Linked DNA regions of Mus musculus: regions 2, 3 and 4 are each linked to region 1. A link is a loop called in an ENCODE intact Hi-C map of the cell type or tissue named here. Cell type or tissue: left cerebral cortex. All regions are shown on one strand.

The links. Peaks named below come from ENCODE experiments on the same cell type or tissue, not always from the same donor. Only the 100,000 strongest peaks of a DNase experiment are listed, where the experiment ranks them.
Region 2: it touches region 1 in a loop (11-fold over the local background); 8 of 42 quality-filtered maps call a loop at or near these places.
Region 3: a loop joins it to region 1, with 2.2 times the contacts of the local background. A loop is called at or near these places in 16 of 42 quality-filtered maps.
Region 4: it touches region 1 in a loop (4-fold over the local background); 4 of 42 quality-filtered maps call a loop at or near these places.

Annotation. Positions count from the first base shown.
Region 1 is chr5:149,843,714-149,851,713 of GRCm38, reverse strand. 4930500F04Rik (RIKEN cDNA 4930500F04 gene) reads right to left here and starts at 3,967. Exons shown (of 4, transcript NR_045758.1): 1 at 3,734-3,967; 2 at 3,242-3,290. In left cerebral cortex, a CTCF peak has its summit at 522 (motif pointing right); DNase peaks (open chromatin) are centred at 509 and 3,048.
Region 2 is chr5:149,744,372-149,752,371 of GRCm38, reverse strand. It overlaps B3glct (beta-3-glucosyltransferase), which reads right to left. Exons shown (of 15, transcript NM_001081204.2): 11 at 6,833-6,946; 12 at 5,768-5,867; 13 at 1,822-1,941. It overlaps Gm36141 (predicted gene, 36141), which reads left to right. Exons shown (of 3, transcript NR_168889.1): 2 at 3,943-4,098. Among named protein-coding and RNA genes, the nearest start is that of Gm38587, 15 kb to the left of the region's middle. In left cerebral cortex, CTCF peaks have their summits at 3,559 (motif pointing left) and 7,078 (motif pointing left); DNase peaks (open chromatin) are centred at 3,869 and 7,011.
Region 3 is chr5:149,710,241-149,718,240 of GRCm38, reverse strand. All of the region lies in intron 4 of B3glct (beta-3-glucosyltransferase), which reads right to left. Among named protein-coding and RNA genes, the nearest start is that of B3glct, 36 kb to the right of the region's middle. In left cerebral cortex, CTCF peaks have their summits at 4,894 (motif pointing left) and 6,505 (motif pointing right); DNase peaks (open chromatin) are centred at 4,227 and 4,873.
Region 4 is chr5:149,643,177-149,651,176 of GRCm38, reverse strand. Gm20005 (a long non-coding RNA gene) reads right to left here. Exons shown (of 2, transcript XR_104961.3): 2 at 3,385-3,543. Among named protein-coding and RNA genes, the nearest start is that of Gm20005, 6.0 kb to the right of the region's middle. In left cerebral cortex, a CTCF peak has its summit at 3,257; DNase peaks (open chromatin) are centred at 1,603 and 3,266; H3K27ac peaks cover 619 bases.

The DNA of each region.
Region 1 (8,000 bases):
AGTCCACTTATCAAAACCTACAATTGCGAGAGCTTATCGATCCGAGGTGACTGGTTTCTTTTTAAAGGCGTTAGGGAACATCTGCTGTTTGGAGACACTTCAAAGGTAATCTGAATAGGGATCGATACATGTTCTCAGCCCCGAGCCTATCTGCTTACTCAAACGTGAATAAAGATGAAAGGGGATGCGAAAACCGGAGTTTATGCTTGAAGTGTACCAGCTCCAAGTCAGACGATTTTATATGAATTAGATCCTATAATCCTCACATCTCTCAAATGAAATATTCTTGGTTAAGAAAGTGAGGCTAGGTAAATGGACTTTGTTCTTTCTTACCGCTGAGCCTTCTACAATGCAGGCACAGGGAACAGGTTAGAGGAATTTGAGGGGCCGCCCACAGAGGAGGTGACTGCAGACAAGTCTACTGAGTATTTTGTTTAACTAACTCCCAGCTTGCTTCCTCCCTTTCCTCTGCAAGGGCCTGTTTCCAAACGGAGACAGTTAGCGAATCCCTCTTTCAGCCACTAGAGGGCAGACGCGGAATAAAAAGTTACCCAGGTACCCAAGGTCCTGGCCTGGGCTTTGCTTTGGGCCATGGCTGGCGACAGTGTACATCTTCGGCCCCTTTTCAGGTCACAAATTCCTCCTGGGTCCCTTCCATTTCATCCTTGGCATAGCCGTGTCAATGTTTGTTTGTTTGTTTGTTTGTTTGTTTGTTTGTTTCTAAGCCATCTTCATCTTACAAGGTTGCTTATTAACTACAGAGAGATGATTTTTATTTTACCGCCACGGCAATCTTAGACTGCAAAGGCTTGCTGAATTTGGGGAAGGCATCGATTCCTGATGGCAAATTGAGTTCATGGGGAAAAGCAACCCAAAGACAGAACATGGCTTTGGGGGGGATCTATCTTGCAGGCTTAACCCTAATCCCAAACAGCTGTTCAAGAACTAGTAATGAAACTGAAGGCCCTTGGCCACATACTACATACCATGTGACTAGGATCAAGGTTTTCCTGAAAGGGTTAACCGGGGTTACTGTTGCATTTTAAACATGAAATGAAGCTAGAGACGTTAACTTTGAGACCCGCTATTTTTTCGATTAAACCACAGGATGCCGGGGGAGGCGTTGGTTTAATTTCTGAACTCATTCCACCACACCTTGCCACAGCCACCAGATCTAAAACCAGGAGGAAAACCAAGCCAAAGTCAGGCTAGGACATGGCTCCACTAGCAAAGCGCTCACCAGACAAGCACGAGGACTTATATTTCATTGCCAGAACCCAAAGAAAAAGTTGGGCATTTTGGCACATGCTTTTAATCCCAGAACTGAGAAGACAGAGGCAGGAGGATTCCTGGAGTTCACTGGCCAGCTTGGTTTACTTTCGTCAACTCTAAGCCAATGAGAGACCCTGTGATGGTTTGAATATGCTCGACCCAGGGAGTGGCAGGATTAGAAGGTGTGGCCTTGATGGAGCAGGTGTGGCACTGTGGGTGTAGACTTTAAGACCCACATCCTAGGTGCCTGGAAGCCAGTATTCTGCTAGCAGCCTTCAGATGAAGATGTAGAACTCTCAGCTCCTCCTGCACCATGCCTGCCTGGATGCTGCCTCCATCCCACCTTGATGATAATTGATTGAATCTCTGAACCTGTAAGCCAGCCCCAATTAAATGTTGTCCTTATAAGAGTTGCCTTGGTCATGGTGTCTGTTCACAGCAGTAAAACCCTAAGACAGACCCTGTCTCAAAAACAAACAAACAAACAAACAAACAAAATGGATGGAGCCTCCCAGGCCTCCGCAGGCTTGCCAACACATACATACTACATGCATGCAAGCTCCTCTCACACATCCATGTGCATGCACATACACAAAATTAAAGGCAAAAGAGATGTCACCTCACAATCAAATTCTGGGGTGAAAAAATGCGCTCAACTCACCAAGTTTGCAGAGTTTGAGCAACTTATGAATGACAAAGAGTTGGAAGAATACTTCCAGGCCTACTGTTACAGGAAAACTGACCTTAAGTGTGTCACTAAAATGGCCTCTCCAGTCTCACTGGTGAAACGTCTACCAAGGTGCCCTAAAAACATCTTAGCAAGACAATGGGCAAATACTGGTCTAAAACCTCATACCCTTAGAATTCTACAGCCTGGGGCCAAACTCACCCCATCCACATTTCCAGACCAGCTCCCCACAACCCCAAGGCTCCGCTTCCCAATAAAGGGTGTTCTCACAGAAAGGGAGTCATTTCCTCTTATCCTTTCAACACCATCTAGCAGACAGTAATTCTGTGTCATTCAATGGGCTTAATAGGCACATTTTATGAACAAGAATTGTTCTACAGGCAAGGCTTCAAAGGAAAAGAAAACCCAGGCCTATATCTTTGTGAAATTAAATAATCTATTAGAATCCTAATAGAGACAGAACAAGACCAGAAAAAATCCCAGTAGGTGATGTGGCGGGTTGTACCTTATCGTGACTATACAATCCTATAAGGTCTCTAGACAACGCAGAGAAAAGTATTCAAATTAGGAGGATCAAGGGAAGCTTTGCAAAGGAGTTGGGATTTAACCAGCCTTTGGGAGATCAAAGAAATGTTCATAAGACAGAAGAATATATATGCATACGTGCTGCAAGCATCTGTAGTTTTGTGTAACTGACCAGTGTGACTTGGGGGTTGGGTCAGGGAAGTGGGATTCTGTAAAGGGTAGTGGTAGGCACACACGTGGTTTCCTGTAATGCCAAAAAAAGGAGTGGATACCCTTGTCTTCTCAAAGAGAACAGTCCGTTCTGACACACCAGGCATTGAGTACCGGTTAAGGCGAAACCTCCCTCTGGGTAAACTTACAGTAGAACCTCCTGGACCTGAGAGATTTACTTCATGAATGTCTGCCGGAAAGATCTCTTGATGTCCCTCATCTGGGTTCATTAAACTCTTTTCTTCTGCTGCATAAAACAGCCACCCACCTTCTAAAACCTTGACTAATGTTTCCCAGAAGAGAACTAGTCATTTCACATGCTGTAACTAAATATATCATCACCCTGGCCTGTCTTTCAGAGCTCACCTCCTACTCCACCCCCCACAGCCCCAAAGACTGCAGATCTCCCATCCTCCACCCTCGTCAGACATCTTGGTATATTCTTTGTGTCAAACTGTGCTTGTTAAAAATTGAACCCTTTTCATCCAATGTGGCTGCTCACTGCCTCTGGTTTTACAGGAAGGAAAATCCACTGCCGCCATTTACCAGGAACATCTCCAAGGTCCAGCCTCCTATCGCACAGGGCAGATGATAACTGTATGATGGAAAAAATATGTGACAAACAAATAAACAAACAAAGGTCACAAAACCTTTTTTGAACAGTAGCCCAGGAGCTCCAGGGAAGGATTCATTTGTTCTTGGTGTCCTCTTTTGCTAGCTATGATCAGGTGACAACACTTCAAACAACATAGAATGTCCCTGCTCTCTATTGTTCTGAAGAGCCCCTATGACCAAGGCAACCTATAGAAGAGTTTACTGGGTCTCACAGTTCTAGAGGGTTAGCGGTCATGGCCATCATGACAGGGAGCATGGCAGCCGGGAGGCATGGCTGGAGCAGCAGCTGAGCGATTACATCCTTATCTACAAATAGGAGGCAGAGAGCTAACTGGAAATGGCATGGGGCACACCCACCTCCCTCAACAAGGCCAAGCCTTCCTAACTGGACCGACAAATGGGGAACCAAGTATTCAAACATACGTGTCTAGGGAGGCCGTTCTCATTCCAACCACCGCATACAGGGTCTCAACGTTTCAAGAAGACGCTCACTGATTGCGTTCCCTGAGTCGATGATGCATCCAGTTTTCCCAAGGCTACAGATGCTGAGGAGACTCAGCCACACTCTCTAGGGATCTGCTCCCATAGGATATTTTGTGAAGTTTCTGTCACAGCGAGGAGGAGGCTTGGCTAAATCTCAACTGACTTTTTAGAATCCCACCCAGGCTTAAAATTGAGATATAGGCTGAATTATGTCACCACCACCACCCCCCAAACTTACACATTGAAGTCCTATGATGTAATAATACCTGAGAATATGACTTCATTCAGAGAGAAGGCTGCAAAGAGATGACCTCAGTAAAATGAGATGTTCAGGAAGGATGGCATGTAATGTAGCCAAGTGTCCTTATAAAGGGAAACCATGTGAGAGTCCAGGGAGAAGGGTGACTAGTCCTGAGTTTTCTTTGTCGCTCTCTTTTCTCCCTGCACTGTAGACAGTTCTCCCCTGGGGACACTGGGCATCAAGGAGCGACTCACTTTCTCTTATCTCTACTAGATGAGAGTCAAGCTGCACGGTATTCAGCACACACTTCGGAAGCTCAATAACTATGTCCAGAAACAGTAACTATTGACAACCCACCATCATAGCCTCCATTGTCCTCCTTACACTGAAGACAGGAAGGCTTTGATCCTCCACACTTCTAATCTTTTTCTCATAAAATCTCATTTCCTCACCCTGTCCTAAAGAGCCCTGCTCTGGAGGTTGTATTCCAGCTGTGTGCACCCCCCTGGACTCCGTAGACCTGTCAGAATCGCCTCTGCTTCCACATGCTGAGCCTTCTCCTTGATCTCTAGTTTTGACCCTTCTCACTTCCCTCCTCTCCTTTGCTATCCCGAGTCTGTGTTTCAGCATCCCCATTCCACATCAATCCCTATGCCCTGGCCTACCCACTGCACGGACCACACCCTTGCGTGACATCACCTCCACTTTCTCAGTGCCAGTACTGGAGTAGGCAAGCCCTGAGCTCAAATCTATGCAGGGTATTTCTGTGCAGACTTTTCTGATGTTTTCGTTCTGAGATGCTGCTCAAATTAGAAGATGTTTACAGAACATCTGGTCTGATCGAATGTCTAATTATTACAGCAACAACACTGACGTCCCCGCACCCTTCTAGAAGCCTAAAGTTTTGGCTGGACGCCTATAGAAGATATTGGGAAGAGTGTCAGCTTTTCCTGTGGATCAAAAGTACCAGCAGGGGAGTTAACATATCTCTCAGAGGTCTGATTATAATCTGTGTTCCTGGTCTTTGATGTGGAATTGTGACACAGAATAGCGACCGAGTCTCCAGCCCACCTCTTGCCCTGTGGGTTTCAGATTCAAGACTTGCGACCTCAGCTCTTGTCTGAGTTCCCAGCCGCCTGCCTGGCAGATGTCAGACGTGCCACTCCATAATCATGAGCACCAATTTCTTAAAACAAGCCCAGTAATCAGGGTCTGTCTTGGAGGACTCTGATTGCATTTATCTTGAGGCGTGCCTTCAAGCAGCATGGCCCTTTCATTTGCAGAAACATTTGTCTATGGCTGGTTGTTTTCCTCCTAGGGAAGTCAGGCAATACAATCGACCCAGCATCCAGAGTTCTAGGAGAACTTAAAGTGTTCTTTCACACTATAAACACATACCATCTTCAGATCTTTTTTTTTTTTTTAATGTAATAAGAACAGGAGAAATGCTCACAATGTAATAGCAGATGCAGAGTCTCTAAACCCTACCTGCCTCGTGCCAGGTACTCTGGGATTGCTGTTCAGATTAATTTTAAACTTCCTTTCAGTGAGGTATGTGTTGAATATTAAATTTTGTTTTAAGTTAAAAACAAGACCGGTGGAAAACATGAACATTGCCGTGCCACCAGACAGAAGACTTAGCAAGGTTGAAACAAGTTCAAACAAACAAACAAAAAAAACAAACAAAAAACAGGAATTCTCATAAATTGAGAACAGTAAGGGTTAGAACCAGCTCCCAGCCAGGGTCTACCTTTCCCGGAACATGTAACCACGACATCCCACTAGGAGGACTATGACAATCAGTCACCTGAAATTCTCACCTATGCAAAAAGCATCCCTCATATCTCAGAGTGAGCATCCCTAATATCTCAGGGAAGCATCAACCCCTGGATCCCATCCCTCCCCAAAACGTTAAGGTCCCTATCAACCCAATGAATAAAGTGCACGAGATATCCCACCAAGAATCATCTGAGGATGCCTGGCATATTGAGCTGTAACAGTCCAGGGAAGAGTTTTCTTTCCCAAAGCATTCATCGCTGGACCTTGGCTTCACCTAGTGGCTCCAGCTCCAGCTTCTAGTGACTCGCTGTGTTCATCACTGTTGGGGCTGTGACTAGAGCAGAAGAGACATGGCTGCCTGCCCTCGAAGAGCAGCAACACTTTGGCCGTTCCAGCTAGCTCAGAGCCCCTCAGGATCTATCATCCTGGCATGGTCTAAGAATCCTGGGACTGTGCTCTGCCTTCCCTGTGCAGCCTGCTGGCTGCACTCTGGTACGCAATCTGACCACTGGTGCCAAGACGTGGGGCACAAACAGCTGATGCGCCACAACTGATACCAAGGGAATTCAACGAGACCTCTGATTTGATGGGAGGTGAAAGCTCCCTGTCTCTGAAGAGAGACTAGCAACCTGTCCTTCTCCTCCTTGGTTCTCACTCTGCGTCATCGCACGGATTTGGAAAAGCTAGAGAGACAACTGATGCCTTCTGGCCAGAGCTACTCTCTGGTGTGGGCTGAAGGTCCCTTTAGCCCCTGTCTAAAATATGACAGCCCATAATGGCATTGGCAGAGACCCTCTATCTAACTTCCCCTTAAAACAAAAACACCTGGTAACGCAGCTGCCACTAAGTGTTACAAGGACAGCAGGCAGTTCTTAAATCTGTGGAAGGTTTAGCATGGAACCCCACCCCCACCTCCCTCCCGCCATGTGGATAGGCCAAGGGACTATCCTCACTGGACGAGGTATTTCTTCTCTTTTCTGTCATGAGCAGCTCATCGTCACATTAAAAAAAAAAAAACAAGCAAGCAAGCAAGCAAGCAAACAAACAAACAAAAACGGGTAAGAAAATACTTGCCCTATTAAAATCCCATGGAATAAAAATTGCCAAAAACTAAGCCTCCTTGTTTTGGGAAGAAGTCTTTCATATATCGACATGCATGGTCAATGATAATATTTACAGTATTGACTCATGGGCCCGAGTAGCTTCCCTCACCCCAAGCAGGAACACCCAAGAAGGGAAAAAAACCCTCCCCTGATTTTTTGCTGACGTTAGCTGCAATCAGGCAATGCATAGGGCCATCTAAAATAGGACAGGCTGATAACACCACAGCCCCTTTCCCTCCTCAGTTAGATGAATCCAAAGATCAAAGTCCTAAAAACCACCCTATTTCAGAGCTCACAGCCCTTACCCAATTACTACCCACCCCTACCCGTTTTAATCTCTCAGAGGAAGCACTCAACAAGCCCTTAGCCCCACTTGCCTCCCCTCCCCTCACCCAACTACCAGACCCTCCACAGGGCAGCATTAGAAAAACAAGGGAGCTCCCGCTGGCCCTCCGCCTCCACCTCCTTCCTCCCTGCCTAATCGGAGAGAGACGTCTTTCCTCCCGATCCCCAGCCAAAAGACCCCAAAATCTACCAAAAGCATAGACAAAACCCCACAAAACTAACTCCAAAGCCCCCGCCAACCCTCCACCTTGCCACAGCTTTTCGATGCTCTCAATTCTGTTGCAAAAACAAACTCGGCCTCCCATTCTTCTCAGGACTCCAAGAAGGAGCCAGAATCCCAAACACCGAAGCATTCTCTATTAATATAAATCCCACCGAACTAGCAAGCCTCAGCCTTAAAAGAACTCAGACGATTCTTAGTGAAATAACTCATGCACTTTATTTCTTGTGGACAGGGACCTTGTAAACATTTTGGGGTAGATGCTTCCCATTGGCTCGCTCTGAGGCGTTAGGGATGCTTTATCTGCATGACTGAAGACTTCAGGTGGGATGGTGTCCTGACGTGGTCACGCGTTCCAGGACAGGTAGACTCCTGGCTGGGAGCTGGTTCTGACATCTACTGTAGTCAATTATGAGAATTCCTGTTTTTTTTTTTTGTTTGTTTGTTTCTTTTTTTTTAATTTGCTTCAACCCTGCCAGGTCTTCTGTCTGATGGCACAGTCCACTTGCCCATTACATT
Region 2 (8,000 bases), 99 kb after region 1:
ATTCATAACTTATGCAGGAAGCAGCGAAGTAAATAGGCAATTAGACTGTAACAGGTTGCATAATGTACTGTGCACCCAAGCACATTAGAAAAGTATCCAACCCCGACTGCTGGGCTGTGCAGAGCTGCTGGCAAGCAGGCCTGGTAAATGACAGTGACCTACACAAGTCTTCAGGGAGACCCTAAGACACAGGGAGCTGGGAAGAAGAACAATGCTTTTCAGAGAAAAGAAGAAACAATGTGTTTCTGGGAAATTGCAACAAGCTCAACCAAAGGGTGCATGCCAAAGTCACCAGGGGGCCCTAGGAACCCTGGATACGCAGAGGGTGCTACACTCTGGTTGTGAGACACGGAGAAATCAAGTTAGTTCTGGTTAGGAAGCTTCCTTTCTGCCTGCTACCGGTTTTAAGGGAAAAAAAAAAAAAAAAAGAAGAAGCCGTTCCTCAACCTCTCCTGTTTTCTGTGTCAACATGGATTCTCCCTCAATGCCAGCTCTTCTGCCTCGATGTCACCAGCAGGCTGCCACGGGGGGGGGGGGGGGCAGAAGGCAGGGCACGTTTTTGGACTTCTGAAACTGTCAGCTAGAGAAACCTCTTCCTGTTAAAAGTTACCCAGGCTCAAGCATTTTGTAATAGTGACAGGCAAAACAGACTAAGACAGAGCCATTCCAAACCAAGGTTTCATTAAATAGGAATGAAAGGCCCTAACCCTTCAAAAGCTTATAAACATAAGCTTAGATAACACTGCTTGGCACACAGTGACCATAACTGTCTACAGCTGATATCCAGTTAATACCCTCCTCAACACCCACTAGTAAAGGCTGCAGCAATAACAGAGGAGATTAACTGCTCGATTGATTTACCCATAAAAAATCAAATTAAAATCTTTCCCCACAGAGTTCAGGCAGGTGCTTCATTTAAAACGATTGATTTTTAACTATTTAAAAACCTATAAATCCTATATAAATATTACTTAATTGCCTAATCTAAGATTCTATACTCTTCTTTCATCAAACATGATTTATTAGGCACTGGATAATTTAAAATTTTAATGACTTTTTTTTTTCTGAAATTGAAATCCATAAGCATTTTCTTCCATCTAAAAAGGCAATCAAAACTAGTTGGCTGTGTAGAATCAAGCATTCTTACAGGGAGATTCCCACCACCACGTTCTTTGACCTGAACTTGGTAGTATTTCTTCAAAGAATAAAATAATGTTTACAGTGAATTCTGTTCTTGTTTCCAAAATGTAATGTTTATTTTTCTGTAACAGAAGTAACCATTGTCTAGAAAGAATCCAAGTGCCAGAACAGGCAGACTTCAGAACCACAGACCATTTCTGCCTGTGCAGAAAGAAAGAAAAAAAAATTAATGTTCAAAGTACCTTTCTGGACTCAACCAAGCACAGGTGAAAAATATTTAGCCTGCATCCTTTCCATCATCCCAGAAGTGACACAATATAAAAACTATTTCCAGCTAGGCATGGTGGCACACCCTCCCGATGCCAGCATCACTCTGAGGCAGGGGCATCACTCTGAGGCAGGGGGAGGAGGAACTTCAGGCCAGCCGAGGATACACTGTCAGATCCTCATCGCAGAAGGGGACATTCCATAGCATTTATGTTGTAATGTGTGTCAGAAATGATCAGGAACTGATTTAAGGTTTGCGGGGGGGCTTCGGCACAGGTCACACTGCCATGTCACATTTTATCTAAAGGCCTTGGGCACCTGCAGGGGTTCCTGGACTCTTAACCCTTCAGGGATGAATAGAGATACAGAGAAGACAAGAGATGGCTGTGTCCATAAGCCACTCTGCTCACTCACCCGCCTCCTCCTGTGACATAGCTGTAGCCGCCTGTGCCTAGGCCGTAGCCATAGCGCTCTCCCAGAAACACAGGGTCGCTGGAGTCATAGCAGCTAAGCAGGTGTCGGAGCCTGGAGATGCTGAGACACAAAGAGAAGGCTTGTTTAGTTCTTATATGGCTTCAGAATGAAGTATTTAGAGGTAAAATCCAAGTGTAGAGTAAATGGATTTAAAAGAAAAAAAAAATTCAAAATATGAACATGGTACATTAGAATAGGTGTCCTTCGTCCAATTTGAACTCAGTCATGCTGGCCCCAGGTACCTCCCTGGGGGCAGCACGTGTCAGGTGACTGACTGAAGGTGCTCAGATGGCTGTAACTCTCCTCTATCAGGCAAAACCTCAAATAGACTAGGGCTGTTTTAACACTTGAGAAACACAAAAGAGCTTCCGAAGGCTTGGAGGGGCAGGGGTGGCAAGGTGGCAGGGTGGGGGGTGTTGTTCTGTCAGGGTGGGGCTGGCAGGTGGGAAGAGACCTAATCCAGAAAGGTGTCCCCACAAATCCTCAGAGTAAGGCCAGCCAGGTCTACACAGTCAGTTCCCGGTCAGCTACAGAAAAAAGGAGGGAGGAGGGAGGGGAACAGAGATAGGGAGGGGAACCAGGAGAGAGACAGAGGTAGGACAAGGGAGAGAGCAGGAGAGAGAAAGAGAGACAGATTGAGAAAGGTTAGGGACTGAGAAGGGGGAAGGGGGGGGGGGAGGAAAGAAAACCCAGGATAACCCTTAGATGCCTTACAGAGGCAGAAGAGATTTCCAGGTCACCCACCAACAAGCCTTAACTTTCCCTTTTAACACTGACCAGTGATCCTGAAAACTAGTTTCTGAATGACCCATAACTTTGGGTTAAAATCTTAACGGACTAACTTTCACGATGCCTCTGAGTCCCGCAGGCTCACAGATGGGTGTCACAGGCTCTGAGCAGAACATAGCGTTGCAAATGGACAGGGAGCAGCAGGTGTCCCAGACACTCACTGTCCTCTGCTTGGGGAGAGTGGAGGTGACACACAAGAAGGACCCAGCTTTCCTAGCTGCTACCCGAAGAAAGAGTGAAGCCGGGAGATGCAGGAGCAGTTTTACCGTAAAAGGACAAGACAGAAGCAGCCACACCCCTCCTTGCGCGAGAGCGTTTGCTCCAGAGTCTCATGCATTTGCAGCCTGCTGCACGTTGTAAGACTGTAAATAGGTTTAGAACGTCTGGAGGCCAAGGCCTTTGCCGAGGCTGGCGGTTTCGAGTGAGCATAAAACACGATCCCTCCGTGTTCTGCTGTGGTTGGCATGGAGGTTAAACATTCTAAGCGCCTAATTTGGAATCTGTTTTCAATGAGCGGTCTGAGGAATTCATCTGCCCGGAGAGAATGACTGCATTTACTGACGGAGGGGCTGTGCTTGAAGATCTAGGGAAACTGAAGTTCGGTGTGGAAAAGACCAAAATCTGCCGCCCCCCCCCCCTCCCCGACTTTCCAGGGCAAAACAGGTCTACTTCTTGAGCTTAAAAAAAAAACAAAAAAAAAAAAACAAAAAACAAAAAACGAAAAACAAAAACAACAACAAAAAAGGGGGGATAGAGGTGGATCAGCACGGAGCACTGGCGGCTTGTGCGGAAGAGCCAGAAGTTCAATCACCAGTACCCATATGGAGGCTCACAACTATCTCTAACGCCAGGAGATTCAGCGCCCTCTTCTGGCCTCTCCAGGCACTGCATGCATATGGTACACATACATGCAGGCAAAAACACTCATAGGCATAAAATAATTTGTTTTTTAAATCTTAAAATTAAAATAAATAGAGAGAATTGTTTTTCTCTTCTTCCTACATATTGTGAAATTGTCAGTTCTACCTACGGCATTCAATATTTTAAGGTTAAAGTGATCTAAGGTTCCTCTGGGCTTCTTATACCACGGATGAGTCTCATTTTCAACATACTGCTGAGAGGCTCGGGGACTGCAAATGTAGTTTGATAATTATCACCCACTTCGCATTCACTAAAGAGTAAGAATGTGGGTGAGTGGGATGGATTTCAATTCCATCTAAGGGGAGTTGGCCCAGGAAAAGCATTTCACTTAACAATCTGTTCCCATTGCAGGCTTTTCTGAGTGTCGGGCATGTAGAGGAAAAGCACGTCCCTGCTCCCTAACAAGGACCACTGGGCTGGATGTGTGCAGCATGGCAGTGCTGGCAGATCTCAACGCAGAACCCCAATCTTTCAAGGCCAGAGGGTGCTGTATCCTGGCCTATTATGGTATTGTATTTTATAATTATAGAAGAGTTACAAACACAGGATGAGAGCCCAGCTACCCTTGCCCCAGATTGACCAATTCTCCCCATTTACTATAGAGCCTCATTCACAGGCTCTCCTCCATGTATATCAAAAATATAAATGTATAACATGTATACTTTTTCACTCTCCTGAAAAAATGTACAAAGTAAACTAATTCTCCTAAAAGTGTGTATATCATACCCTTCCCCAACCATTCCAGTGTATATTTCCTAAGGGCAAAAAAGTCCTCAACTTCAGGAAATGTAACAGTTGACATGGTAACTTTCTTTAAAAATCAGCCATTCTGCCCCTACATATTAAACCAAGAGAATTAAAAGCACGATGTCTACACTGAGACTTCTCTATGTAGATGCATCTTGGTGGCTGGAGTGGCAGCTCAGCAGCTAAGAGCACCGGCAGCTCTTACAGGGGACCAGGGTTCAGTTCTCAGTACCCAGATAGCAGCTCATGAACATCTGTAACTCCAGGTCCAGGAGATCTAATGCCCCCTTTTGGTCTTCACGGGCACTGCACCCATGTGATACACATACATAGATATAGGCAAAATACATAAAATAAGATAATGGGACCTTTAAAAAAATATAGTAGGCTCAATTAAAATAAATTGAAATCAAAACACTAAAACAATATATTTAAGTGGACTACTAATTCTAATTTTTATGAACTGACATAATAATGTCAGTTACAGCACCTCCTGCCCTGACCTAGTGTTTTTCTTTGGCTTGTAATTACTGACTTATCTTTGAATTGTCAAACTTTTCTTCTGCGATGTCTGATTTGCTGTTAATCCTGTTCAAACGGTTTTTTAAATCTCTGATAATAGAGTTTTCATGTTTATAAGATTTTTTCATATCTTCCATGCATCCCCTTTGAAAATATGAAATAGAGTTGTGATTACTTAAAAACAGAATAATATATATGTGTATATATGTGTGTGTATGTATATATATATATATATATATATATATATATATATATATATATATTAACTAATGGCAATAGTACCAATTCCGGACAATGTCACTCGCTGAGTTATGGTGTCTCAGTCTGCCCAATGGGAACAGATACCACGCCCAGCCCCACAGAGTGTCCACTGTCATTCCCTCTGATCATTTTGGTGGGATCTGTTCCAGCATGGAGAAGAATCTACTGTACTGAATACTTAATGCAAGGGTTGTGGTTTGTAAGTCTGTCTGTTTGTTGTTGTTGTTTGTCTGTTTGTTGTTTGAGACAGGGTTTCTCTGTGTAGCCCTGGCTGTTCTGGAATTCACTCTGTAGACCAGGCTGGCTTTGAACTCAGAGATCCCCCTGCCTCTGCCTCCCAAGTGCTGGGATTAAAGGCATAGGCCACCACCTCCTGGCTTATCTGTCTGTTTTCTATTTATGTGTCCTACAACAGCCTTGGTCTCCTGAGACTCTCAGCCCCACCTCTTTAATGCAAACTATGTAGGTTCCAGCCAGTCCCTCTTCCTAAGCTTGGTGTAGCCAGAAGGCAGTCAGTGGGGCAGTGACCTGCTTCGTGCTGCCAAATGTTCAATATCTTAAAACCACCCCATCCCTGCCACTCTGTCACCAGAAGCAGACATTGCTATCGTCAGTCAGTCCCGGGATGAGAGGGACTCTTACCTACCTGATTAATGTGTCATCGTCCACAATGACTAACCATGAGATTTTGTTGTGACTGTGATTCAAAAATTTTTCCAAAATGGCAAAGGTTTTTCCACAATGACCTAGGGAAGATGAGGAGAAAACTGGCAATGTATTATTTGCTTTAAAATATGTAGCATCCATTTAATTTTTTTTCAGTCTTAAAGTGGCAGGAGAGCCCGAAGGTTGTCATGCACAATAACGGGAAACTGTTCTAGAAATTAGCCTTCAGTGATTTCCATGTAAGCTGAAATAAGCCCTCTCCTCCCTGACTTTTGGTCACGGTGTTTTGTCACAGCAATAGAAACTCTATTTTATGTATATGAATGTGGTTCTCTTCAAACACACCAGAAGAGGGCATCCGATCTCATTACAGATGGTTGTGAGCTACCATGAGGTTGCTGGGATTTGAACTCAGGACCTCGGGAAGAGCACTTAGTGCTCTTAACCGCTGAGCCATCTCTCCAGCCCCTAAAACGCTAAGTAAGACAATGTCTGTAAGCCCAGCACTTTGGCGGGTGTAGGAGGATCACAAACTCAAGGGCAGCACGGGGGCTTTAAGGCCAGCCTGGGCTACACGAACTCTTTCTCGAAACCAAACCACTCTGAAAATGTCTTTCACTAGTAAACAACCTGAGAAGCTGATAAAGTAACTTGGTGCCTCCCATTCCAGCCCTGAGGAACTGTGTGGAGCTGGGGAAACTCAGTGCTAAGGTGCAGACCATCCCTTCTAAATGGCAGAGTGTCTGTCTGTAACCCAAAGTCCCATGTGAGAGCCGGTATCTATCTACAGGTAAAGATACTCAGAGAAAGAAGAGAGAAAGAAAGAGAAAAAAATTAAAATAAGAAATCCTAGCTGGGCGGTGGTGGTGCACGCCTTTAATCCCAGCACTTGGAAGGCAGAGGCAAGAGGATTTCTGAGTTCGAGGCCAGCCTGCTCTACAAAGTGAGTTCCAGGACAGCCAGGGCTATACAGATTTCAGTTTCTCCTGACTCATTCATAAACAGTTTGGGGATGATTTAAGTCAAGGCAGGATTAAGGACTCACCCCTGTCTGTATTGGGAATTCCCAAATCCACCGTGGGGATGGCGGTTTCTGCATAGTCACTGTAGTATTCGATAAGGCTAGCCTGTGCCGCCCATGTCTTCTTTACGATGGGTACTGAACACACCACAGAGGGAACAATCATAGCCATGATGCAAAAAGAGAAACAAAAATTCAAATCAGCAGTGACCCCACAGAGAAGCGACATTCTTTCTCAGTGCCGCAAGCCTCCGTGCTTGCACCCGAGGGAACGCCAGTGCCCTCTGCTGGTGAGCAGAGGGAAGAGCACTCTGGTTGAAGGGCTACTGTCCATTGAGCCTGAGGTGCACATCCCTCCCACCTCCCCTCCCCTTAATAAGACATTGGTCAGATAACACTGCTTTGTTTAAACGGACTGTGAATCATGTCTCTTCTCCCCAAAAGTTAGTTCATTTAACTCTCCAATAAATAGACTCTAAAGATATTTCTGGAAGCTGGAGAGATGGATCAGTGATCAAGGACACTGGCTGCTCTTAGAAAGAGCCTCCAGGTTCAGGTCCCAGCACCCACATGGTGACTCAGAACTATCTGCAGCTCTACTTACAGGTAATCTGATGCCCTCTTTTGGCCTCCTCGGGCACTGGGTGTACATGTGGTACATATACTACATGCAGACAAAACACTCATAAAGTTAATTAAATTAATTTAAAATGTATTTTGTGTATATGTGTGTGTGTACATGTGTACATGTATGCATGCACTGTGTGAGTGTGTACACATAGCAGAGGCAAGAGAAGAACTTAGGGGACAGTCTTCTCTCTCTCTCTCTCTCTCTCTCTCTCTCTCTCTCTCTCTCGGCAAGGCCTCTCTCACTGAGCCTGGAGCTTATGCTATTCAGCTAGGCCACACGTTCAAACATATGCGCCAATGGGGCAGACTGCACATCCAAACTCTCCACCATGGAGAAAAATCATAGAGAATCCTTCTCTCAAGGACGTGTCCCACAGAGGTACTTTAAATTGGAGCAGGGTAAAAGTTTATTCTTCAAAGGATGAAGAAGAAGAGGAGGAGGAGGAGAGCTCCCAGCTTCACAGGTAGCATAAATTTTCTTAGGGCTTCCTAGAGTCAGTGAACCCCTCATTGTAAGGGACATCAGAATAACCCATTTTTACCCCCTGAGAATTTACCTGCA
Region 3 (8,000 bases), 130 kb after region 1:
CCCCCACACCCCCACCCCTTGCTCAGTGTTCCCTCCCTCTCTCCGTGCCCCGCCCTCCCTTCCCTCCTCCCTCCCGGAGTCCCTCCTCATTCCTCATTTTTGTACTCATTTATCAAGATGTGAGCTCTCAGCTTGCTGCTCCGGCCACCATGCCTGCTGCTTGTCACCTGCTGGCCACGCAGTTTCACCAACATGGACTCAACCCCTCCAGAATCCTATGCCCATAAAATCCCTGTCTTTCATAAGATGCTTTGGTCGTGGTGTTTTACCACAGCATAGAAAGGTCACAGATATACACCAGGCCTGACTACAGAGATACAATCAAGAGCCTCATCGACGTAGGAGGAGCCAGTCCACTGTGGGTGGCAACAACCCTAGGCAGGCGGGTTTAGGTTGTATAAGGAAACAGACAGTGTTCCTCCATGGGTTCTCCTTCAAGTTCCTGCTTAAAAATTCGTGCCTTGGCTTCCCTCAATGATGGACTGTGAAACATAAGCCAAGGAAAACCCATAAGAACAATAACGAAGACCCAGGTTTCTCCAGACTCACACAGAGCAGGCATCTAGGGCTGCGAATACTTCCCGTGCTGGCCAGCCAAAAGTGCACAACAAACATGCACAACAAGATGGCCTCCTAGGCACGCAACCCCTGCCTTGAGTCACAATATCCTATTCCCTGTGCTGCAGAGAATACACTGGATAAAGGCACATATATAAGAGATGTTTCTGAGCTGCTGAGATGGCTCAGGAGGTAGAGGTGCTTGCAGCAAGGTTCACGAGCTGAGTTCAATCCCTGGGACCCACATGATGGAAGGAGAGAACTGACTCCAGCAGTTGACCGCTGAGCTCTGTGTGCACACGGCACAGCAAAAACGCATCAGATACAAACACAAAAATAAATCAAGGATGCGTCTAAGAATTCTAGCTGTGTATCAAGAAGAAATAGTTACTTTAGTGAAAAAAAAACTTAAATTAGGGCTGGAGAGGTGGCTCAGCGGTTAAGAGCACTGACTGCTCTTCCAGAGGTCCTGAGTTCAACTCCCATCTGTAATGAGATCTGATGCCCTCTTCTGGTGTGTCTGAAGGGAGCGACACTGTACTCATATACATTAAATAAATAAATCTTTTTTTAAAAAGAATTTATTTTTTTTAAATCCTATTTTCTCCTGGGATATTTTGCCCAGGTACTTACAAAAATAAATACTTATTAATAATAATATTTATTATATATTATATTGTGCAAAATAATTTACTAATAGATATTCATAAACTAAATAATCAATATTCAATAAATGAATGGATAATTTCTTACTCAATGGCAGTATAATAAATTCTCCAGTTTCATTTTTAAAAAGACCTTATATGTTGAACATCTTATTAACATCTATCAATCTCTACCCAAAAGAAAGGGTTTTGAGTAATTAAACAAGCACCCACCTGTTTCTATCTCAAAAGGAAAGTATAGTGCTAACATCAAAAAGCTGATGAAAGCCAGGAATGGTGGTCCATGCCTTTAATCCCAGCCCTCTGGAGGCAAAGGTGGGTGGAGCTCTGAGTTTGAAGTCTACTCAGTGAGTTCCAGGCCAGCCAGGGCTACACAGTAAGACTGTGTCCAAAAAAAAAAAAAAAAGAAAAGCCAAATTCTTAGGCAATAAAATGGCACTGCTCATTCTCAACACTAACCCTCTAATGAAGTACCTCACATGGTCTCCCTGCCAATAAAATAAATTTCTAAAATTAGGAAGTGTGAGGCCATCTTTCTCCGGCTTCTTGGAGCCAGACTGTGCCAGCCTGCCGGGCTTGTTTTATGGAGATGGGAGTTGTTTTAATCTAATGAGCCAAGGCCTAAATAACTCGGCTCCAGAAAAAAAAAAAAAAAAAAAAAAAAAAAAAAAAAAAAAAAAAAAAAAAAAAAAAAAAAAAAGACAATTTCCAAAACTTTGTGTTCTGTGAACAGGCAAAGGAATAATTTATTGGTAAGGCCAGGGCTCTGCCAGGTTTTAAATGAGGCTTAGTCTCCCCACAATAGAAGGACATGGAATCTGAAGCTGTATGGGTGGAAAGGAGTGAGGGGAGGGGGCTCGGACGAACCTGGCACAGCTCCACCGTGCCTGAGAGCAGAATCAGCCCTGACCCAGATCAAGTACCTCGAAGTAGCAGGTGTGCTCTCTACTGGTGGGTTACCTGGAGAAACGGAAGTCTATCTTGTCCACTGTTCAGCCCGTTCTTTAGTCTGAAGCATTATTCTAAGCTTCGCCCTCTGCTCCTCCCCGGCCCTGCCCTGACCTCCTACACTAACTTCCTTGACCCCGTCTACCATGACCTTTTCCTTGTGCTAGATGTAATGAATATTCTCATCGTAGCCTCTACAGAAGGTGCCTGGACCCTTGCTTGACTGGAACACACTAAGCATGATGTCATGGGGCGTTCTGTCTCCTTTTCTTTTGTTCTTTCAACTTCATCTTACAGTGAAACCCCTCGGGTTTCCATCACTTTAGGCAGGACAGCTGTAACTGGATTCCACATTCCGGAAGGTTAAAAAAAAAAGAGGACTCGGATAACAACCTTCCTTTGTATCCCAACATAGCTGTAACAAACAAGAAAAGGACTCACACGAGTAATCCCTTTGAGTAGGAATTGTGCCAGGTTTAAAAAACAAAAGTCAAGCCATAATTGGCAGCCAGATGCTATGGACCTAACAGGCATTTAAAAAGAAATCAACTCAGGTGCCTGATTGACTAGAAAAGCTGCCCGCACAAACGCTTCTGTGCGGTCCTTCGCTTAACTCCTCGCCTATGCCCGCGCCTGCGCATCTGCGCCCCTCTTTAAAGAGAGCAAGAGACAGAGAGACAGAGACAGAGAGGCAGGCAGACAGACAGAGAAAGCAGGCAGGCAAGCAAGCTATAGGAGAAATGGTATTCCTTCAAAATCTGCCTTCTTCCATGTCCCTCAAAGTCAGGGACCTCATATTTCATCAGCCGTGGTACCCGTCGCCCCAACATTCCTCGCCCTCCAGCCTAACCTAAAAGGCTAGGTCCTAGTTGGCCCCCAGCACACGTGCTTGCTGTATCCCACAAGGACGACTGTTCGACTTCCAGACCCCACCAGGCATCCCAAAATATACCTTTCTGAAAATTTCCATTCTTGCCTTCCAGAACTCTGTTCTAAATACATATCCTCCAGGTGATTTTTCCCTCTCTTTGTGACCTAATTTCTCAAAAGTCTCAGCCCTCCCGCATCTCCAGCCTCACAGGCAAAACTGGTACAATACCAGGAGCAATACCACACAGGGTGGTGCTTCTTAAATGGCGGTACATGGACATTGTGGTTTTCACAAGCCTGTGGGTTGTCTACAGACTCCGACTGCGTGGGTACAGTAATGTGTATGCCCTATACTTCCAGTCCCCACCTAATGACTGTCACGCACAGTATCCAACAGTTACCATCTGCCTTTAAGTAATTAAAAGAGCCAGAATATCCCTTTTCTAGGTTCCTCCGTGACCCTTCACACCAGGGCAAGCCACAGCAGCAGCCAGCGTATAAAATAACACTTGGGAAAACCTGATAATTCACTGATTAGAAAAAGAAAATGATGCTTAAAAATTAGAAATTTCAAAGTGACTATTGGCCTGCATGTCAAACTCCATTACAAGCGGGAATGTTCTAGAACACAAGAAAAATGGTTTCCCTCCTCCTGCTGCCACTCGGAGCACACTACTAAATTTCACATAGAGCTGGCACAGGTGCCTGTTTCTTATTCCATCTGAAAAAATGGGGGGAAAAAATGTTTGTGCTTTTAATAAGACACAGTTTCAGCACCTTGAGGCAAAACAGGCCCAGGTAACGCCGCCAAGAGCAGCTAGAAGGAGCTGCTAATCACAGAACCGCTTCCATTTTTTGTGCCTTGATTTTTTTTGGGGGGAGGGGGGGCAGGCTTCAGAGAAGCGTGCAACCTGACAGGGGTAATGAATAAATAAACAGCAGTTTCTGGGAATCTGCTACTGTGGGAGGCACAGATATTTCCAGCTATCAGATAAATATTCAAATGATAAATGCTAACTGCTGGTCGCCCCTCACGGGGCAACTTTTAGGAACGCTCTCAGAAGGCGAATCTACAGACAGACGCACCGAGGGCCCCTTATCTGTGGTCCTTGCAAGCGCCCACCACAGCTCCAGCGAGACTGACAGCTTTTCCCTCTTCCGCTATCACAGCTCCGAGGCAGGCTGAGCTGCCAACGCGGTCCCAAAAGGATGTCAGTTCCTTGAAACAGTTTGATTCCAACGAGGGAGCGTCCCTGCTCCACAAGGCGAGGTTTCCTTGCTTGGTTGGTACAACTCAGCTATTAAATCTCACAAGATGGCCTTCTCTAAGTGCTCATGGAGTCCCAAGGCAAAGTATCTCGTCCCTGCCCCGCCCCTAGAGAACTGTCTACAGACCCGATGCTAGCTGTCAACTATTTTTAAATCTCTGAAGTGCCATTCACGGAATTAAACCAAAGTTTTAATCCCGTATGAGAGATAAAATGCTACATAAAGAGGAAAAGATCCAGTACCAAGCATAGCTGCAAATTCTGCAATCTTTTGATTGACAAAGCCTTGTTAATCCACGTTTGAACCAGCCTGAGGCATACACCACACTCCAGCGCTCCTCAGCAAATTAAGTCTGAGCATTACAGATCTGCCCTCCCTACTACAGCATTCACAGCTGAGCCCCAGCGGGGAAGAAATGTCAGGGTAACAGTAACAGTTGATCTTATAGTCAGAAGAGGGGTGTCTCTTTATCACTTTAGATTCTATTTACTATCACAGAAATTAAATTCTGGGGGCCCCGGGGAACTTACTTAACTACACCTCTTTAAATGTAAAACCAATATCGCCACCTAGTGGTCAGCGGGCTCCTAAGCCACTGAGGATGTAAATGAAACAACAACACACACAAAAATTAAATATAAACTTTAGAACTAAAGAGAAGCAAAAGGGCTAAAGGAGCCAAACGCTTCGGACAAAAGGAGCCACTTCTAAATGTGAAATGCTGAGATGGTACATCGATGAACACACAGTCTCTAATATTGTATTTGGCATTCCATCCAGGTACTAGGGGGTCAGGGACACAAGAAAAGTAAAGGTGAGCCCTGCCTCACTCTAGTGTGTGAGCATGGGACAGATAAACACAGGGACAAGGGCTGCCATGAAGAGGCCGTGGTGGAATGCCAGTCAGAACTCCAGGGATACGACGTCTACAGATGATGATAAAGTTTATTACACTAGACTAATGTCACTAGCCTGAACAAAAACGCTGATAGCTATGGGTTTTAGTTTGGTATCATTTTATTTTTAATGTGTATGTGTTTTCTGCCTGCCTGTGTATCTATGAATTACATACATGACTGCATGTGTGTGATTCATAGATATGCGTGCCCACGGAGGCCAGAAGTAGGTGTTAAATCCACTAGGAATGGAGTTAGAGACAGTTATGAGTCTCTATGTAGATCCTAGGAACCAAACCCAGGTCCTCTGGAAGAGCAGCCAGTGCTCTTAGCCTCTGAGCCAACTCCCTGGCTCCTGGCTATTCTTTTTGAACAAAGGAACTTTTAAAACGTAGGTAAGTAAAACAAGCCAGTCGGAAAATGACAATTACTCTAAGAATCGTCTCCCTCTAGGCCATTCATAGCAGTCGCACACAGAGACTGGAAGTTAAATGGAGGTCACTTGGGGCTACAGAAAAGGAGAGCAGGGAGTTGTTTAGAGGCTCACAGTATTAGTTTTATTAAATAAACAAGCTCTGGAGATATACGAGAATATACCTGATGTGACTGAACTGTGTCCTTGAGATATTCATTTGTGGGCTAGAGAGATGGCTCAGCAATTAAGAGCGCTGGCTCCTCTTGCAGAAGAGCGGGGTTCAGTTCCCAGCACCTACATGAGGGCTCTCAACCATCTGTAACTCCAGTTTCAGGGGATCTGACACCCTCTTCTGGCCTCTGGACTGTGTGCATGTGGTACAGACATACATGCAGACAAAAATGTTCATACACATAAAATTAAATAATCTTTTCTGTCACTTACTTTTAAAATAAAAGAAACCTCTTTTACAACAGAAAAGAAAGCCATTCAGAAAAAGTAGTGAATTTGGGGGACTCAGGGTAAGTCACACAAACACAGCTTGGTTCTGAGTGATCAGAAATTAATGGAATTCAACCTGTTCTCTGCCTTCAACATCTGTGGAGGAGAAAAATAAATGGGTAACGATCAATAACACAGAACAAAGCAAATACAACAGGTTTGTACAAGGTACAACAGGTTTGAACATGATACAGAAGTAGGAGCAGGAAGGAGTGGCTTACAACCATAGGTCAAGTTGGTACAGAGAGCCCAAGTATGGTGACACCTGCCCATAACCCCGGGACTTGGAAGGCAGCATTCTCTCACCCCTATACCATCACTGTGTGCACATAAACGGGTATGTGCACACACTCATGCAGTTACCCTCAGGGGCCACAAGGGGGCATCAAGTATGAAAGTGCTCATCATTCAAGCAGGAGGACCTGACTTCAGATCCCCAGCACCCAAGTAAAAACTGCCATGGCAGAATGTATCTGAAGCCCCGGTACTAAGAGGAAGACTAGGAACGGGGGCATCCTGAGGCCCAGTGGCCAGTCAGATTAGCCTTCTTGGGCTACTGAATGACCTCCAGGCCCCTGAGAGATCCTGTCACAAAAGAAGGAAAGAAAGGAGGGAGAGAGGAAAGAGAGGAAGAGAGGGTGGGAAGGAGGAATGGAAGAAAGGAAGAGGAGGACAGACTGCCCAGGAACTACACCAAGGTTACCCTCTGGCCAAACACACGCACAGGCCCAAATGTACACTCAGGCACACACATAAACACAGATACACACATATATACAGACACCTGTACATACATACACATATACACATGAATGTATACAAACAAACACATACACACATATATACACACAAATATTCATACATATATACACATACATATACATACACATATATAGACACCTATATATACACAAACATGTATATGCACACGTATATGCACACACATATATACACATGCATGTATTCACATACACACATATATATATACATATATACACGTACACACACAGAGGAATGGTGGAAGGTCACCACTGTTCTGCTGGGTCTTCTCTCTCTCTCTCTCTCTCTCTCTCTCTCTCTCTCTCTCTCTCTCTCTCTCTCTCTCTCTCTGAGCTCAGTGAGAGAACACACATGTATCTCCTGTGCAGGATGCTAATGCTCAATTCCCAGAAACAGAGCTAAATTACCAGAGACGTGAAGGGGCACACAGTCTCCATTCCTGATCACAACTGCTGGGTCTGTGGGAGCCTTGAGCCACCCTCCCCTGCAGCCTAGAATCAGTGCTAAGAATCCAGCGGCCAAAGCCCCAAAAGAAACAGGTACAGCTAGTCAAACAGTACCTTCCGTGTGTGTGTGTGTGTGTGTGTGTGTGTGTGTGTGCGCGCATATATGTATGCAGCATTTCAATATATATATGTATGCATATTTAAATATATATGCACATATATTTTCACGCCACACTTTGTGTGTGTGTGTGTACGCATGTATATATATATATATCCACATGTGTATGTATACAGCATTTTCATATATCTGTGTATGCATATTTACATATATATGCACATATATTTGCATGCCTCTCTTTGTGTGTTTGTGTGTGTGCTTGTGTGTGTGTCTGGGCTTCATAAAGAAAAATATCTTTCAGCCATGTTGATGCACACCTTTAATTCCAGCATTCAGGAAGCAGAGGCACAGGGATCTCTCTGTAGGCTAGCCTGGGCCACATAGTTCTCACTGTCTCAAAGGAAGAAGGAGAAGAAGAAATAGAAAGAGGAAGAGAAGAAGGAAGAAGGGAGGAGAAGGGAGAGAGGTAGAAGATGGGAGAAGAAGAAGGAGAAAGTATCTATGAACAGAGAGCAGATCCCTTATCTACAGCCT
Region 4 (8,000 bases), 200 kb after region 1:
GCCAGTTGGTGGTGGTGCACGCCTTTAATCCCAGCACTTGGGAGGCAGAGGCAGGCGGATTTCTGAGTTCAAGGCCAGCCTGGTCTACAGAGTGAGTTCCAGGACAGCTGTGGCTACACAGAGAAACTGTCTTGAAATCCCCCGCAAAAACAAACAAACAAAGAAACAAAAAAACAAAAGAAAAACACAACTTCTACAGACAAGTATTGGGGGGGAGGGGAACTAGAGGGGGGTGGAATTACCTGGTTGGAGGTTACAGACAAAAAAAAGAGAGAGAGAAAAGAAGGATGAGAGAGACAGAGAGAAAGAGAGACAAAGGAAGACAGAGACAGACAGACAGACAGACAGACAGGAAAAAGCTTCCACAAGAGGAGATGGACCACGAGCACACGGCCAGGAGAAACAGCAAGTATTTCAGGTGCACCGCTGGGGAAGTAGCCAGCAGTTAGAAAAGCAGAACAGGGGTGACAACCGTCCCCCCACCCCTGCCCCAAACCCCAGTAATTGTCAAAGCCAAATAAAATAACCATAGTCTGAGTCTCATTCATTCATAAGCTAGACAAGGGTAAGTTTAAATTGGATCAAGTACACCATCTATCGCTGCTGCAGTTGCCTCTGTCCAGAGCAGACTGAGAAACACAGAAAACATGTCAGTCAGGGCTACTGAGTGTTTCCCTACTGCTAAGACTTCCTCCAGAAAGCAGGCTGTCATTCCCTCACTTGCTCAGGGGCTCTGCTCATGGGGCACCCCCTTATTTAAAGCAGGAGTGCACACAGTGACCTCTCCCCCACCCTTGCGTGTGCACACACACACACACACCCCTCCCCCAGCATTCCACTTTAGTTTCTGCACAGCACTCAATGTAAGCCGTTCCTTCTTTTTCTGTAATATTCACACAAGGGCAGACATCTTTGTCTGCACTGTTTCCCACTCGAGAGCCAGTGCACAAAACAATGTCTGCCACTTAGCAGGCACTTGCTGGACACTCGATGGCTGCGCATCGCAGACAGGGGAGTGATAAATGCAGGGAAAAGAAGCCCCCCAGGTCTGCTGCTAACCTAGGTGGGACCCCTGGACCGCCATATAAGACATCCTTACTGCAATTGGAAGCAACAGTTCTGAGCTATTTGACTTGCTTCCCTCTCCATAGAAACTAACAGAGGTGGCTGTGCCAAGGCCAGGCGGAGGCTGAGGGGGTGGGGGTAGGGGCGGGTGCTCGGTGCCATCTAAAAGCCGTCGACTCTATACGATTTATAAAGGTCATCCAACTCCCTCTTCTTTGTCTTTTTTTTTTAATGACGATGGAAGCAGTGTATATTTCAGAACTCTTAAGTAAAATCAAAAGAAAGCCAGGGCGTACAAATAGCATAAAGGCAATTACCATGGAGCCAGCCTATGAGTCTGCAGGAACAAGAGTCAAGTCAGAGACTGATTACATTTTTATGAGCGAGGCCAAGGTTCTTTTGGCTGCAGCTTTCATCTGTGGCCAGGTCACTCTGGTCCCTGTTATCTCCTTCCCCACTGCACAGGTGCCTAGAACATTCTCTTACGTTCAAGGAGAAACTGGGGCACCAGCTTTCTTGTTACAATCCCTCGTTTTCCGGAGCCCTTGGGCTCACAGCTTAAAACCAAACCCTTAAGAACAGTGAATACCATTCTCCCACCTACTCCAGCTTCTCCATCCCTGCTTCCTGCTCAGCCATCTGTGTTAGGTCCTTGTCCCCACTGGGAACTCTGTGTAATATCCACCCCCCCCACACACACACACACACAAGGACTGTGCTTGGTCTCATTACCAGAGAGATTGGGTAAAAAGACTAAAGCCCCCAGTGGATAACGAGCCTCCTGGGACTGGACTTATCTTGTGAAAGCAGCCTCCAAAGCTTGGCTGTCTCCAGGGTGAAGTACTGTTTGTTCTTTGAGAGACCCCACCCAGACTCAAGAAGCTTTGTCCTATCTCAACTCCACAAGTTGCCGACTATCAGCCACTGGTCTCTGCCGCAAACGGGACCTAGATGTCACTGTCTCTTAAATTTACCTATCCAGAAACGGTGGTAACCATTCCTCCAAGGCGCTTCCTCCTACCTCCCACACCTGCCTGTCCCTGGTCCTCACCCAACCTGTCCCTCCCCTCCTCCCCTTTTGTTCCAGCCAAGGCTTCAGAGCTCAAACTTAACTCCACCCCTCACACACACTCCTTATGGAAACCCTTGAGTGCAGCAGGGCCTCACTCTCCTCTGTAAACTGGGGTTGATCATGGTGGAAGGGTCCACCATTAGCCAAAGAATGATACCCAGGACTCAAACAGTATGTAAATGAAAAGAGTGTTTCATTCTGTAGAAGTGCAGCATGCTGGGATCTCCCATTACCAAGATAGAGAGACCCTGAAGTGAGCTCTAAGGCCCATTTAAAGCACCTTAGGAGAATCCCCCAGTAGGTAGGCTTTGTCTTGCACTATCTCTAAGGACATTCCGTTAATGGGTTGTGGGTGCTGGCTGGAAACTCCTGACCCATTATCCTTGTTTCAGGCCAGGTGGTGGGGCAGTTTCTGACTAGCTGCATGAAGTGGGTTTTTAGACCTAGTCTCCTTAACTGCTTGCTATTTGAAGCCTGTGGTGGATTCAGCCTTGCCTTCTCAATGGAAGGCGTCTATTTATGAGGGCTCTTGAGAGGTTCTGAAAACACAGGCTTGGTACTCAGGCAGTGGACTGAGATGTTATCACTTCACCCAGTCAACAACCCTGGATCTCTCTCTCTCTCTCTCTCTCTCTCTCTCTCTCTCTCTCTCTCTCTGTGGCACCACTCCAAACCATTTGGCAGGGTTCCTGAGGTCCTCTGAGGTTAACATTCCTACCCGTGCATGCACCAGGTGTCCTTGTGACACGAGGGGAAGCAGGTGACACATGCTTGCCCCTGTCTTCAAGGCTGTAAAATTCATGTTCCTCAGGTGCTCCTCGGAATGAAACCAGCAGAGTATACCTCAGCCAAGAAATGGACACACAGAGAGACTGAGCAAGCCCTGAGCCCCTGGGGAAACAAGGCTGAGGCTAAACCAAGTGTTCTCTCCAACCTCTGGGCATAACAATCAATGCCCATTCCTATTGTCGTTGTTTTTTGCTGTGGTTGTTATTGTTGCATCTTGCTTCTGTTTCTTTGTTTGCTTGGGTTTTTGTCACCAGTGACTAAGTCCAAAGAGAAACACTGCTTCTCTGCCTCTTTGGCAGCTTGAGTGTGATGTTCATGAGTCTCTGGCTCCCCTGAGTGGCAAAGAAAATAAATTCACATCTCCGGGACTCTGACTCTCTGCATAAAGATGCTCAATTCCACAATTTATTTACCCTCCTGTGCTCTAGTTCAAACGGAATCAAGTTTACTCTTGCCTCATAAGTGCTTTGACAGGAATTTATTTTGCGGGCCAGGTGACTTTCTCATTTGTGGCTGGCGCCTTCGAAACTGAAGCTCATCCTTCTTGCTTTGGTGTGGTGCTTGGGTGTGGATCAGAGGTACAAGTGGCTTGAAGTAGGGGACAGCGGCTCACTCTTCTGCAGAAACAGTTGGACAAAAAAAAAAAAAAAAAAAAAAAAAAACCACCATGTTGGCATGACAACAAGGATGGGCTAGCCAGCTACAGACACCAGCCCAGACTCCAACCAGCTTCTTCCAGATTACCCCGAGGAGGAACTAATTGGAAACAAAGAAACAAACTAACACAAGCAATCACAAGCTGACAGATATCTTCATTGTATAATTTTTTTTCAGGACAGGTTTAAAGTAAAGGCTTGTCCATATTCATTATATCTTCTCTCCATCATGATTATTTCCCAGGGATTTGCTGCCTATGCAAGAGAGGTTCCTCCCAACCCCTACATGCCTTTAAACACTCAGAGACAATCTTCCTGCGTACAGGCCTTAGAGTACTGGAGTAAGATTTTTTTTGTTTTTTAAAAGCCTAAGTAAATGACAGTGATGTGTACCCAGTATGAAGTGGATGTGCTTAGTGAGTGGATGAGGGAAGACCCTTTAGAGTTGAAAATGATGGAGGTGTTCAGACACCGTCAGAATTAAATTGAGCTCTCTCTAGTCCCCAAGCTGTGGGCTTCAGTGGCATCTCCGTGTAGTTTCCCTCATTATCGTACCATGCTTACCTTTTTCTGGTGCAGGAGAGAGAGTCTGCAGCCTTACTTACTCCATGCCACACAAGCCCTCTCTGCCACTAAGTCACTCATGCCCTGGTCACATTTCCTATGTCTCACCTCAGCAAGCCTGCTATTTTTGTTGTTGATAATTATCTTTGAAACAGCTGCATCCCCTTTTCATGATGGGGGCTCTCGGGAGGAGTTCAGCGAGCATTTGTTAAGGGAAGGCATGAATGAATAAGCTGGGCAGTCAGAGGTAGATGGCTTGCTCATTCATGTACGTCTCTCAGGAATGTTTATGATCCTGGGGTAGCTATCCATCCACGGGGGCACATACATACTGCATTTTAAGACAACGTTGAAAATGAGGCTATAAGGGCTGGAGAGATGGCTCAGAGGTTGATAGCACTGACTGCTCTTCCAGAGGTCCTAAGTTCAATTCCCAGCAACCACAGGATGGCTCACAACCATCTGTAATGAGGTCTGATGCCCTCTTCTGGTGTGCAGGCATCTATGAAAGCAGAATACTGTGTACACAATAAATCTTTTAGAAAGGAAGGAAGGAAGGAAGGAAGGAAAGGAGGGAGGGAGGGTGAGGGAGAGAGAGGGAGAGAGAGAGAGAGAGGGAGAGAGAAAGAGAGAACGGGCCATAAGAGTAATGCTTTTCCAGGTTATGCAGTTAAGACCTGACTTAGTATGTTCTTAGTAATCTTGCGGGGGAGAAAAAATATCTTAGATACCAAAAATATTTGCAATTATCTGCAAAGATATTTCAACAGACAAGATTTTTTTTTCTTAAAGATTGAATTTTATGTGTCTGTGCACCATGAGCATACAGTGTCCACAAAGGTCAGTACAGGACATACAGACCATTGTGTGCCATCACGTGAGTGCTGGGAACCAAACCTGGGTCTTCTGCAAGAGCATCCAGTGCTCTTAGTCACTGAGCCATCTCTCTACCCCCAGATTTGCCATTTTGAAATTTGTGAAAATTTTCACTATGTCAGAGCAATCTTGCTACTTGGGCAACATATTGTACAATATGAAGACAAGCTGATAGCTTCAAAGTTTCCTCTTACAATCCTTGGGTAACAAGAGCTTGATAGTCAAGGTATTCACACCCAGTAACTGTTATTTCTTGTGTCCCTTTTTATGGCAGGTATTCATGTCATTACTTTACAATTGGCCTTATTCACATTTTCTAAAATGAATTTCCCAGAAATTGAGTAATTTTCACCAAAAATGTTGTAGCTCCCCAAATGGACACCTCCACCTCGGTGTGTCTACTCCCAAGAGAGCTCAAGGGATCCTCTTTAGGGATTGTTATTGTAACACCAAATGTGCAAGCCCAGCACATGACCTTTGGGCAGTTCTAAGAACTGGCTCCCTCTGCTGCCGGTGGGGATGGAGGCCCTTGTGGTGGTCAGGGTTTGGTTTTGTTTTCTCAACTTGATATAGGCTAGACTCATCTGGGAAGAGTCTCAGCCGAGGAACTTCCTCTATCAGATTAGCCTGCCTGGCAAGTAGGTGGGCACTTTATTGATGATTGATGTAGGAGGCCTCAGCTCACTGTGGACAGCACCATCCTAGGCCAGGTGACTGTGGGATATATCAGACATTAGCTGAGGGAGAGAGCAGGCCAGTAAGCAACCTTCCACCATGTCTTCTGCTTCAGTTCCTGCCCCTGGCTCCCCACCTTGAGTTTCTGCCCTGATTTACCGTTATGATGGACTGTAACCTGTAAGATGAACAGAATCTGTCCTCCTGTACTGGCTGGTTTTGTGTGTCAACTGGACACAGGCTGGAGTTATCACAGGGAAAGGGGCCTCCCTTGAGAAAATGCCTCCATGAGATCCAGCTGTAAGGCATTTTCTCAATTAGTGATCAAGGGGGAAAGGCCCCTTGTGGGTGAGACCATCCCTGGGCTGGTTGTCTTGGTTCTATAAAAAAGCAGGCTGAGCAAGCCAGGGGAAGCAAGCCAGTAAGTAACATCCCTCCATGGCCTCTGCATCAGCTCCTGCTTCCTGACCTGCTTGAGTTCCAGTCCTGACTTCCTTTGGTGATGAACAGCAATGTGGAAGTGTAAGCTGAATAAACCCTTGCATCTTGGCCATGATGTTTTGTGCAGGAATAGAAACCCTGACTGAGAAACCTCCCCCAGTTACTCTTGGTCATGGTGTTCCACACAGCAATAGAAAGCCAACTATGACAACCCACCGTCATGGTGCTCCTGACACAAGGACAAGGTCTTGCCAGGTGGAATGGAAGTCGGAAGGCTGAGGTGGATGGAAAGCAGCAAGTTCAAGGCCCCTCTGGGCTACATAGCGAGTGTGAGACAAGCCTGGTCTACAGAGAGGGACTCTTGACTCAAGAGAGTAAAAATATAAAAGCCAAAAGAGCAAAGCTAAGCATGAACCCACCTCTTGCTTGTGAGTATAAATTTGATTTATATATATATATATATATATATATATATATATATACACACACACACACACACACACACACACACACATATATATATATATATATACATATATATATATATATATATATATATATATATATATGTAGTTTAGGGGAGAAAACACACTAAAAGTTGAAGGTTAATAGGCAGTTTTATTATACAAGCTATACATTCCCTCGATTCATCATTCATAAGAGCAACTTTACTATCAACACCACCGGCACTTAGCACTGACCTGTGCATCATATTCTTGTGTATTAAAATGCACACTGAACCGTGCTCTCTGAGTTGCACAAAGAGGATGTATTTTTGCACAAGTCTTTTATGTTTGCTTGAGACAGGACCTAGTGTAGCTCAGGCTGGCTTAAAACTCTCTACGTATTGGAAGATGACTTTAAACTCTTGATCCTCCTGCTTCTACCTCCCACATGTGGGATTACAGGCGTGAGCCACTTTACCTGGCCAGTAACTGTTTTCCCAGGAAGTTGGAGGTGTCCATGTCCTGCACGGCTTTATTCCTTTCGATCCTACCCTGTTTTTTCCTGACACACAAGGCAGCTGAAATACCTATTTCAGAGTGTGTCACCATTCCAGATTGGCAAGCAATTCCCCGTGTGCAATTTCTCCTTTGGGTCATAGAATTAAATATAGAGCTTCGATCCGTGTTGCTTGGTGTGATTTCTCGATTTCACAGTATTCTAGCCGGGTTCCACTCAACAAGCCACTGTGACTGCATCCATCCTTGCCTGCCACAATGTGACTCTCCACAAAGGTACTGAGCTCTCCTGAAGTGTCCACAAGAAAGAATTTCATCTCACTAGCCATGGATAATATAAAAACAAAACAAAACAAAACAAAAAAAAACCCACCCAGACTTGCTTGATAAAGACAGATCGTGGATGTGAGGGGGCACCTGTCACTCACTGATAGGGTCGCCTGGTTCGCTAGGCACTGTCCCTTTCCTCCCTCGCCACCTGCTGCACATTCCGTCAAAGAGAATAGACCGAGAACTCTTTTTTTTGGTCCAAAATGTGTGAGTATGGGCCCTCTTCTGACAGAAACTCAAACAAGCTCTCCGGGTCCATTTGCAGGAGGATGGAGACACAAGTTTCAAGCCTCCAGGCTTACCCATGCTGCATGAGCGCTAGCTAGTCTGCCGTTCTTTTTAAAAATGAAACCCGAGGTCTTTCACTTTCCCATGTGAATCATTAATTCCGTAGGTGAGGGGGGGTGCGGGGGGGGGAGTGAACACACCCTTGCTTCAGAGAACTCAATGTACCACCGAGACAAAGGCACATGGCTGCAAACATCTGTACTTAGCAGACAGATCCCATCCCAAACCCCCAGTCTATCTGATCCACTAAAAAAAAAAACATACACAGAATGAGGGAAAGCA